Linked DNA regions of Homo sapiens: region 1 is linked to region 2. Evidence: read pairs that join two places in POLR2A ChIA-PET (ENCODE). Cell type or tissue: HepG2. All regions are shown on one strand. Links, peaks and the distances in the headings refer to the core of each region. The heading gives the core; the rest is flanking DNA.

What was found. ChIA-PET counts read pairs that join two places held together with the same protein. Peaks named below come from ENCODE experiments on the same cell type or tissue, not always from the same donor. Only the 100,000 strongest peaks of a DNase experiment are listed, where the experiment ranks them.
Region 1: POLR2A ChIA-PET joins it to region 2 with 6 read pairs; 4 of 35 experiments call an interaction of 5 or more read pairs at or near these places.

The regions. Positions count from the first base shown.
Region 1 is chr1:40,358,467-40,363,841 of GRCh38, reverse strand. It overlaps a transcript of SMAP2 not described here. Among named protein-coding and RNA genes, the nearest start is that of SMAP2, 13 kb to the left of the region's middle. In HepG2, for the core only: no CTCF peak of the experiment used is centred there; no DNase peak of the experiment used is centred there.
Region 2 is chr1:40,419,807-40,425,181 of GRCh38, reverse strand. It overlaps SMAP2 (small ArfGAP2), which reads right to left. Exons shown (of 10, transcript NM_022733.3): 10 at 1,860-3,206. The coding sequence ends at 3,081. Among named protein-coding and RNA genes, the nearest start is that of ZFP69B-DT, 28 kb to the left of the region's middle. In HepG2, for the core only: no CTCF peak of the experiment used is centred there; a DNase peak (open chromatin) is centred at 3,231; H3K4me3 peaks cover 797 bases.

The DNA of each region.
Region 1 (5,375 bases), core at 75-5,074, 61 kb after region 2:
AGGCAGCACTGAGTTCTAATGTAAAGTCCCACAATCACTGCACTCTCCTTCCCCCAAGCACACCAGTTCTCTCTCTGATCCACACGGCTGCTGGTGGGGAAGGGGTTAGTGGCATCAGCAATTCAAGACTGTCTTTTGTACTCTCTTCAGTGTCTCTTTCTGTAATATGAAGTTAAAACCAGGTACTGTGATTACTCACTGTATTTTTGGTTCATATGAAGGTGATTTTTTGTGTGGATAGTTGTTCAATTTGGTGTTCCTGTGGGGAGGACAATTGGTGAGGTCTTCTATTTTTGGCCATCTTGCTCTGCCTTCCTAGATATTAGATTTTTTTTTTTAAGTTTTAAATCAAAGTAAAAACATGCACATAGTTTTAAAAGTCAAGTAATTATACAAGGCTTATAATGACAAACAGTAATCCTCTGCCCCATCTCTGCCCACACTGGTCCCTACTCCTCTGAGACAACCATTTTCAACTCTTATAGTTGTTTCTTCTACAATTTATGTATTGCCCAAATAACATGTTTCTATCACCATGATTTACCTTCCCAGCTTTGCTTATTCACTTCCTGCTATGGAAGATGAAGATTTAGATTTCTTTATATATACTCCCCCAGACTTCCTTTCCCACATTTTCCTAGTATAGTTAAATGACAATATTTTGTTAAATTAATGCTCAATATTTATAATATTATGACTTAATATTATTGACAGTTGTGCTTTGTATTCATTGATTGCATTTTTTTCCTGGTTAAACTTTTTGTTTTTCCTGGAGTCAATAATTGCTCCACTTTGGAGTGCTTAATTTTCTATGAACCTATGATTAATTCATCTCCTAATACTCTGACAGAAGAGAATTTCCTCTTAGTGAGTTCTAACACATCAGCTAAGCTATAAATTTCATTATTCTTGGCGCTGTCCATCCTGAAGCTTCTGCCCTGCTGCTCCAAGCTGGAGGAGGCCTGCTGCTATGTAATCATCACCCTGGAATTCCCCTTCACTATCATCCTGGGAATAGCCTTCCTCTTTTTCCTGTGTTGAATGCTCTATTTTCTGGATTTGGTGCTTACGAGGGACAGAGCAAGTATAACTGACCAAGGCCTACTCCAAGAACTCTGTAGTGTAATGATAGGAAATTGCCCCACACCAGAGCATATCAATGTGAAATGGCAGAACACTGGGGGAAAAGGCAAGATCTGAAGTTTCCAGAGAGGAAAAACAAATCACATGAAAAAGAATCAGGAATGAGAATAGCATGGAGTTCTCAACAGTAGCACTGGAAGCCAGGAGACAATGAAACTTTGCCTCCAAAATTCTGAGAAAAAAAAGAGTTGCCAACCCAGAATTCTGTACCACCCAAACTACTATTCTAGAGGCAGTGTTGAATAAAGACAGTTTCACATACCATAGATTTCAAAATCTTGCCTCCTGCGCTGGCTGTGTTCCATTGGCTTCCACATCCTCTCTCAGCCCTTCAACTGGCTCTGAGGTCTAAGAGACAACTTTGATAGATGGCATCAACCTGGCTTCTCTGCACACCAGCTTTTGGTTGTGTTCAACCAATGGGAAGAACAGTGGGAAATCAGAGGGCAAGAGGAGAGAGAAGTCGAGTTATTTATTTTCTCTGCTTTCTCCCTACTGGCAGAGCTACTGCCCCCCTCCAGTGACAGTCAAAGTGTCTGCGACAGTGGCCCTCTTGACTGTGATGGTGGCCCTCTCCTACAGCGAGGGCTCACATCACATTCTGGTCATACTCTCTCCCCTGGCCTCTTCAGGCTTTGAGGGCAACAGCCATCTGCACTTGCTCGCCCCAAGATACATCATGCCCTTGGTTGATTTTCTTTCACCCTTCCCACACTTTACAAAATGGTCCCTTCTTTAAACGCTCCTCACTGGCCTCTTTTGCATTGGCCACAGGCTTCCTATTGGAATCCTAACCAGTTTATCTCCCATGCACACTTTGTCAAAAATGACAGCACAATCAAGCCGGGAGTCAGAAGCCTTAGGAATCAACCTGTTGCTCTATTCTATAGCAGCTGAGCTGGCACCCAAGCCACAAGACAAAGTCCTTCCCCCTCTTCCTTTCCCTTTGCTCAAGCAGAGGAGTCTCTCCCTGTGGCCACCAGTGCCCCAGGCCCACGGAAAGTACTCCCTGGCTTCTGCTGATGTTCATTCAAAGCCTAAGGGCTCTTTGGTCAGCTTGTGGTGAATGCTGCGAGGTGTGGGACTCTCCCTTCAGGGCAGTGGGCTCCCCTCTGGCCCAGGGAAGGTCCAGAAATGCCATCTAAGAGCTAAGGTCTGGAATTGGGGACCTCAAGGGCCCACTTGGTCAATCTGGTACCTAAGCTGCAGGACAAAGTTCCCTTTACTCTTCCTTCTCCTTTTTCAAGCAGAAGGAGTCCATTCCTGCAGCCACCACAGCTGGGAATGTGCTGGGTCACACATTAAGCCAGCACATCTCTGAGTCTCACCCAAGGCCCATGGTGAGTCCTGCCTGGGTACTGCTGCTGATCATTCGGGGCCCAAGTGCTCTTGAGTGAACAAGTGAAGAATCCTGCCAGGACTGGGTTCTTCCCTTCAAGGCAGTGGGTTCCCTTCTGACCCAGGGTGTGTCTAGAAATGTCATCCAAAACCTAGGACCTGGAATAGGGGCCTCAGGACTCTGCCTGGTGCCCTATCCTACTGTGGCTGAACTGGTATCCAAGTTGCAAGGCAAAGCCCTCTTTTCTCTCTCCTCTCTTGTGGAAGAAATGACTTTCTCCTGGAACTGCAAGCTATGCTGCCTGCAATTGGGGAAGGGATGGCAAAAGCACTACCTTGGCAGCCCCAGCTGGTGTCTTATTAAGTCATGTGCCCCCCATGTCCACTGGCTTCAAGCCCAGCATAGCATCAGGACTGTCCCCAGAATTGCAGTCCTCATGGCCTTGACTGTCTTTGAAGTTTACTTAGAACTCCAGAGCACTTTGGCCTGGGGTGGTGAGACTAATGTGAACTGTTTCCAACCACTGGTATGGACAATTCCCCTCTGGTGAGGATTGATCTAAATGCTCCCTGTGGAGCACTGGCTGAGTTCTGCCCAGGGTTGCTTTCCACTGTGACAAGGCAGCACTGAGTTCTAATGCAAAGTCCCACAATCACTGTGCTCTCCTTCTCCCAAGCACACTGATTCTCTCTGGGCCACACAGCTGTTGCTATGGAATGGGGGAGCAGTGCCATCAGCAATTCAAGACTGTCCTTTGGGCTGGGCACAGTGGCTCATGCCTGTAATCCCAGCACTTTGGGAGGCCGAGGCAGGTGGATGACCTGAGGTCAGAAGTTTGAGACCAGCCTGGCCAACATGGCAAAACCATGAGTCTACTAAAAATACAAAAATTAGCCAGGCGTGGTAGTGGGTACCTGTAATCCCACTACTCAGGAGGCTGAGGCAGGAGAATCACTTGAACCTGAGAGGCAGAGGTTGCAGTGAGCCAAGATCTTGCCACTGCACTCCAGCCTGGGCAACAGAGTAAGACTTTATCTCAAAAAAAAAAAAAAAAGCTCAGGCACGGTGGCTCACGCCTGTAATCCCAGCACTTTGGGAGGCCGAGGCAGGCGGATCATGAGGTCAGGAGATCGAGACCATCCTGGCTAACATGGTGAAACCCCGTCTCTACTAAAATTACAAAAAATTAGCCGGGTGTGGTGGTGGGCACCTGTAGTCCCAGCTACTCAGGAGGCTGAGGCAGGAGAATGGCATGAACCTGGGAGGCGGAGCTTGCAGTGAGCCGAGATCGCACCACTGCACTCCAGCCTAGGTGACACAGCGAGACTCCATCTCAAAAAAAAAAAAAAAAAAAAGAAAGAAGAAGAAGAAAAAAGTCTGTCTTTTGTACCCTCTTCAGTGCCTCTTTCTGTAATACGAAGTTAAAACCAGATACTGTGATTGCTTACTGATCAAAAATAATAATTACAACTTTTCAAGACATAGACAGTCCAATGAGATATAGACAGAAATGACAAAAAGTTAAAAAGGAGGGGGATAAAGTGTTGAGTTTTTATTAGTTTTTTTCTTTGCTTGTCTGTTTACGCAATCAGTGTTAAGTTGTCATCAGTTTAAAATAATGGGTTATAAGAGATGATTTGCAGTCCTTATGGTAACCTCAAATAAAAAACAAACAACAGATAAACAAAAAATAAAAAGCAAAAAAGTAAAGTGTACCACCAGAGAAAACCACCTTCACTAAAAGGAAGACAAGTAGAAAGGAAAGAAGGAAGAGAAAACCACAAAACAACCAGAAAACAAATAACAAAGTGGCAGGCATAAGTCCTTACTTACCAATAATAACACTGAATGTAAATGGACTAAACTCTCTGATGAAAAGACATAAAGTGGCTGAATGGATGAAAAAACAAGACCTGGTGATCTGTTGCATACAAGAAACTTACTTATAAAGACACAAATAGGGGTGCGGTGGCTCATGCCTGTAATCCCAGCACTTTGGGAGGCCAAGGTGGGTGGGTCACCTGAGGTCAGGAGTTCGAGACCAGCCTGGACAACATGGGGAAACCCCGTCTCTACTAAAAATACAAAAATTAGCTGGGCATGGTGGCACGCACTTGTAGTTCCAGCTACTTGGGAGGCTGAGGCAGGAGAATTGCTGGAACCTGGGAGACAGAGGTTGCAGTGAGCTGAGATTGTGCCACTGCACTCCAACCTGGGCAACAAAGCAAGGTTTTGTCTCAAACAAACAAACAAAAAAAGATACACATAGACTGAAAATAAAGGAATGGAAAAAGATATTCCATGTCAATGAAAACAAAAAAGAACAGAAGTAACTATATTTATAACAGACAAAATAGATTTCAAGATACAAACCATAAAAAGAGACAAAGAAGGTCATTATATAATGATAAAGGAATCAATTCAGCAAGAGGATGTATATATCTGCATCCAACACTGGAGCACCCAAATATATAAAGGAAATATTATTAGAGCTAAAGAGAGAAATAGACCCCAATACATTAATAGCTAGAAACTTCAACACCCTACTTTCAGCACTGGGCAGATCATCCAGACAGAAAACCAACAAAGAAACATCAGACTTAATCTGCACTAAAAATCGAATGAACCTAATAGATACAAAACATTTCATACAACAGCTGCGGAATACATATTCTTCTCCTCAGCACATGGATCATTCTCAAGGATAGAGTATATGTTAGGCCATAAAATAAGTCTTTAAAAATTCAAGACCAGGTGCAGTGGCTCATGCCTGTAATCCCAGCACTTTGTGTGTGTTTTTTGTTTTGTTTTGTTTTGAGATGGAATCTTGCTCTGTCGCCCAGTCTAGAGTGCAATGGTGTGATCTTGGCTTACTGTAACCTCCGCCCCCTGG
Region 2 (5,375 bases), core at 327-5,326:
CATAACACTATTTGTCTGGAATATTCTTCTCCACACCAATTCACTGGTTAACTGTTACTTCTCCCTTTAAGGCTCAGCTCAAGTGCCACTCTCTTCAGGAAGTTTTCCTGACTGGGCTAAGTCCCCCCTCACCTCAGCTCCCATAATCCACCTGCATAGGAAATTACAGGCCGGACACAGTGGCTCATGCCTGTAATCCCAGCACTATGGGGGGACGATGTGGGAGGATCACTTGAGCCCAGGAGCTTGAGACCAGCTTAGGCAACATAGGGAGACCCTGTCTCTCCAAAAAAAATTAGCCCAGTGTGGTGGTGCACGCCTTTGGCCCCAGCTACTTGGGGAGGCTGAAGTTGGAGGATAGCTTAAGCCCAGGAGGTCAAGGCTGCAGTGAGCCATGATCACACCACTGCACTCCAGCTTGGGCGACAGAGCGAGACCCTGTCTCAAAAACAAAACGAAAAAAAGAAATTATAAATTTGCTGCCCCATGAGACCATGAGCTTCTTAAAAGCAGAAACTATCTCAGATTCATCTATTTATCCTTCCCAAACTCTAAATGCTGATGGGTTCCAAGACTCAGTTCTCTTCTATTTTCTCAAGTGACTTCAACCGGTCTCATAGCTTTACATAACACCCGTACCCTCATGATTCCCAAACTGATGCCCCCAAACTATTTCCAACTCTTTCCAGATCTCTACGGACTGGCTGCTTATTTAGGTCTCAGTCCAAATGTAACCTTCTCCTGACCACTCCATCCAAATGGCCCCGTGCCCACTCTCTCCCCTTGTCTTATACTGTCTGAATTAAATCTATTTGTTTATTATGCATTTCTCCTACCACACTATCCTATGAGATTGGACAGTTTTTATTCACTGCTTTGTCTCTAGAGCCTAAAACATTCTTTGGCACATTACTGACACTTATTAAATGTTTGTCAAATGAGCTACTGCCTAACACAGATCTGGCACGTAATACCTGCTAATATCTGAGTGCTTAGTAAGTGCCCAGTAGTGTGCTAAATATACCACAGGAACTGCTTCTTACTATCCTAAGTATTACCATTGTCCCCATTTTACCTGGACACAGGAGTTCAGTAATTTGCTCAGGTCCCAGCGTAGGAAGGGATAGGAACACTGGCAGCCTGACCCAGAGCCAACTTTCCTAGTCACTGTGCTGTCCTCCCACTTACATCTTTAAGGACTCAAAGGGTGTACTCAAAGGAAAGAAGGGAGGAAGGGTCCAAGGATCACATTTGTTGAGAGCAGAAAAGGAGTCAAAGGGAGCAGGAAATGCACTAAAGATGGTCTTCGGCCTTTTGTATTTCGTACTGCCCCCAGGATTGAGTGTCCTAATTCCTGACACTGATACGGAAGGTCCAGTTCTGATAGCTCAGAGAGGGGTGAGTTACCTTTACCAGCCAAAGCTACTGCTCTCTTGGCAGAGAGGAATTTCAACTCACTACTTAATTGCCATGGTATAGGGAAAGAACAAGGGGCTGGAAATCCAGACACTTGGAGGCTACTGCCGGTTCTGCCCAGGGTTCTCTAGTGGACATTTGCCAACCATGTCCTTTCTCCGTGTCTCAGTTTCTCCACCTGTGGGGGGAAAGCATGCCGCTCTGATGCTCTGTGACTCTAGAAGGTGCTGATCTCTGGAGTTCTCTCAGCTCACAGCTCTAGATGCCAGTGGAGAGAGGCCCCCTTTCTGACTGCTGGAGCCTGGGCCTCACCCTTGGGTATGAGAAGTACAGAATTTTCTAAAATACAGGAAGTGAAACAATTGCCTTTGGAAAACAGAAAACCTAAGTGTAACGCACCCTCCTCCAAGAGTGACGCACAGTAATGGCCAAGCAAACAGTCCTTCCCTGCAATATTTATTAAGGAATTTACACATACACAGGAGAAAGGCAGCCAGGAACTGTGGTTCCCACACATGAAATCTTTTAAGCAAAGTTTTCTTGTCTGAATTTTCAAGTGGGGTGAACAATGACTGAGAGGAAAGCTGTCCCGGCCCTCTGCCTCGTACACCTGGGAACGGTGGGGAAACAGAGCACCCTGGATACACAGGCATGAAAGAGTGATCAGCAGACCGGGAGAAGGGAAGGGAGAAAGGGAGTTATCAATGACATGGCGTTTTTTAAACCATAAGAAAAACACAACAGTTTTAGGCTGCTGATAAATTAATTCCTCTCTGTTGTAAACCTAAAACTAAACAAAAACAAAAATACCCAGAGCAGATGGGGAGAGGGTGGGAGGCGGAACACACACTCATACACACACACACACTCACGCACACACACAAGCAGTACACGTTAAGCTCTGCATTCCCACTATAGGGGTTGGTCCTCCAGCCACGGAGCCAGATCCTACTGAAGGCAGGGGGGAGGCGGGAAGGGATGTGTGTCTGTGTGTGGGATCTTCATAAAGTCTTTGGTGCTAATAAAGGCTGACTGAAGCAGCAAGTCCTGAAGCCCCAGATCCAGAAAGCAACTCAGGGCGAAGAGAGTAGTATTTTTGCTCATCCTCATAGGAGGGGGCTTGCCTCACCCCAGGGCTAGGGTCAAACTGACCCAGGACCCAGGGAGTATTTAATTTGATTTCAGTACTTGCTTCATTCCCATAAATCATGAGAACATGATGCTTTTCAAATTTAAACACTTAGAAACAGCTTATTAACACATATAGAAGGACCTCTAAGCTTTCCCCTGTTTGCCTAATATACAACACCCACAGACCCTTCTGAGAGTCTGACAGGAGCTTTAACCTTGAGGGAAGGGACTCAAAGGTGTGCACACTTCTCCCACAGTTTAAGTGCCTTCTGCCAACAACTTCTAAGGTGCTGGTGCCAGGAGAGGACTGGGGAGGACGTTGGGATGGCTATGGGGCATGTACAACATAAAGCAACAGAGAGGTCTTCATGTTTGGGAAGTGGCTGGGCAGGATGCCAAACCCCAAATGACTTATTGAGCAATTTCTAAACCAAACAGAGAGGTAGGAAAAGAGGATGGGGGTCAGGGGTGGAGGCTGTGGAAAGGGGAGAGCGAGGGCTGAAGAGAATGGCAGCCATACAGGTGTTTTGTTTTTATTTCCACATCTGAGGACTGAGAGTCTGATTTGCTGCCTGTCCATTTCCGCCACTCATTGACTGTCCATAGTTCATCATGCCATTGGCTCCATAGAAGTTCATCCCAGCCATCTGCTGGGTCATCTGAAAGGGAGAGAGGAGACTTTCAGACCAGGCTGTGGGCATTCCGCCAATTAGTGCAAAAGGCAGGGTGAGAGTCCCTTTCTCTGCCAGGATGGGGAGAATGAGACAAAGGGAAACTCTGTTATGGACAGTAAACCCTGGACCTTAGCAGTCAGATCATTTCAAGGCCACGTACGTGAATGACCTTTTGGGAGTGCAATGCTGACGGAGACTAAAGCTCAGGGAGGGAAAGAAGGCATCCTGGCATCTGGATCTAGTCGACAGAAAATCAGCATGAGTTCCTCTCTTTTTCCTTTCCAGTCCCTCATCCTAAATAGAAGGGGCCTATTGTTAACTTGCCTGGCCAATCCTAAAAGCTGAAAGGAAAGCCCCCTCCCCAGTGCTCCCGCCTCATCTTCAGCACAGCTATTACTGTCAGTGTCAGGGAAAGCGCTTGAGCAGGCTTGCTCGTTTGCACAAGGGGGAAAAAAAGGAACTGGACTGTTCAGAATGAACAAAGGCGGTGGCGGGGCGGGGGCGGGGGAAGACTAATGTGTCTTCAGTGTATAAGAAGGGAAGGAGCTGGGAGAAAACAGTCAGTGGAATAAGGCCTGGGGCAGGATGGGGCGGGGGTCCTTCATGAATCTGATGGAAAGACTGGCCCCTAGCAGTGAACAGAAAAATACTTTATGGAGAAAAATGCCTTGAATTTCCTAAGCCTAGTAAATTTTCTATATAAGTTATTTTTCTTTAGGAGAAACTATTATTTTCTTGTACCAACTTTTAAAGTAAATTTCAAACTGACATAAAAGTTGAAACAATAGTACAATAAAACCCATGTATCTTCTTCCTTAAATTCACCAACTGTTAACATTTGCCATATTTTCTCTCCCTCCCTATAAAAAAACTTACATTTTTTTGATGAGTATCAAAAGTTGCAGATTAAAAAAAAAAAAAAGCTGCAGCTATCACGACATTTCATTCCTAAGTCAGGAGGCACCTCATAAGAATGAACACTTTAACAGAACCACAAAACAATGAACACGCTCAAGAATTTTAACATTAACACCATATTCTAATGTACATGGCATTTCATTTTCAGATCTCTGTAGTCTCCTTTAAGCTAGACCAGTTTCCCTAACACTTCCTTCCATTTCTTCCTGACACTGACATTTTTAAGAACCCAGGACAGTTATTTTGTAGCATACCCCTCAATTTGGATTCATCTCATGTTTTCTCATAATTGGATCGAGGTTCAATATTTTTGGCAAGATTCTATGGAGGTGACACATGTCTTTCTTAGTACAAAATATCAGGAAGCATATGACATTACTTTGTTCCTCTGTCAGTAATTTTATGTTTGATCACTTGGCTGAGGTAGTGACTATATTTCTTTCATTATAATTAATAAATAATCTGAAGGGCATTTCTTTGCAAATGTGTCAATCCTTTGCTCTTTTTACAACTACTGTCATTCTTCTGTAAAGAAGGCTTTTCCTCCCTCCATTCCACACCTGGTTTTTAAAAAATATCACCGTGGACTCATGGTTTTGTTTTGTTTTTTCCATTCAGTGTGTCATAATCCATTACTGTTGTTACTCTTTTTGATGTTCAAATTGTCTCACATTTGGCCAGTCAGAGCCACTGGAAGTTGGCTCATGCGTCCCTCTGACATATTCCCATCAGACTTATAGCATTCCATTACTTATATAAATAAAAACGAAACAATGAAAATAAGTGAATTAAAATCTCCACTATGAAAGCTAGAAAATAACAAAGTAAACCCATAGAAAGCCTACGGAAATTGAGGTAGAAAACGGAAAAATGTAGCACCAATAAATCGAAATCCTGGTTCTTTGAAAAAAATTAATGAGACTGCTAGGCATAACTTTTGATAAATTTGAAAACCTTGGCGAAATGGAAAATCTAGGTAAATACAGTTTTCCAAAATTGACTTCCATAGAAGAAACAGAGAAAAGTATCAAAGATTTGCTACAAAAAAAGCAATAGTGCCCACAAACTTCACATGGGAATTCCACAAAACCTTCAAAGACCAGAGCTACATAAATTATTCTGGACCACAGAGAAACAAAAACATAAAAGTACTTCTTATAAATAAGTATAACCCTGATAAAGATAGCTATACATGCACATGTGCAGTACACATGCACCATACCACCTCTCTGGGGT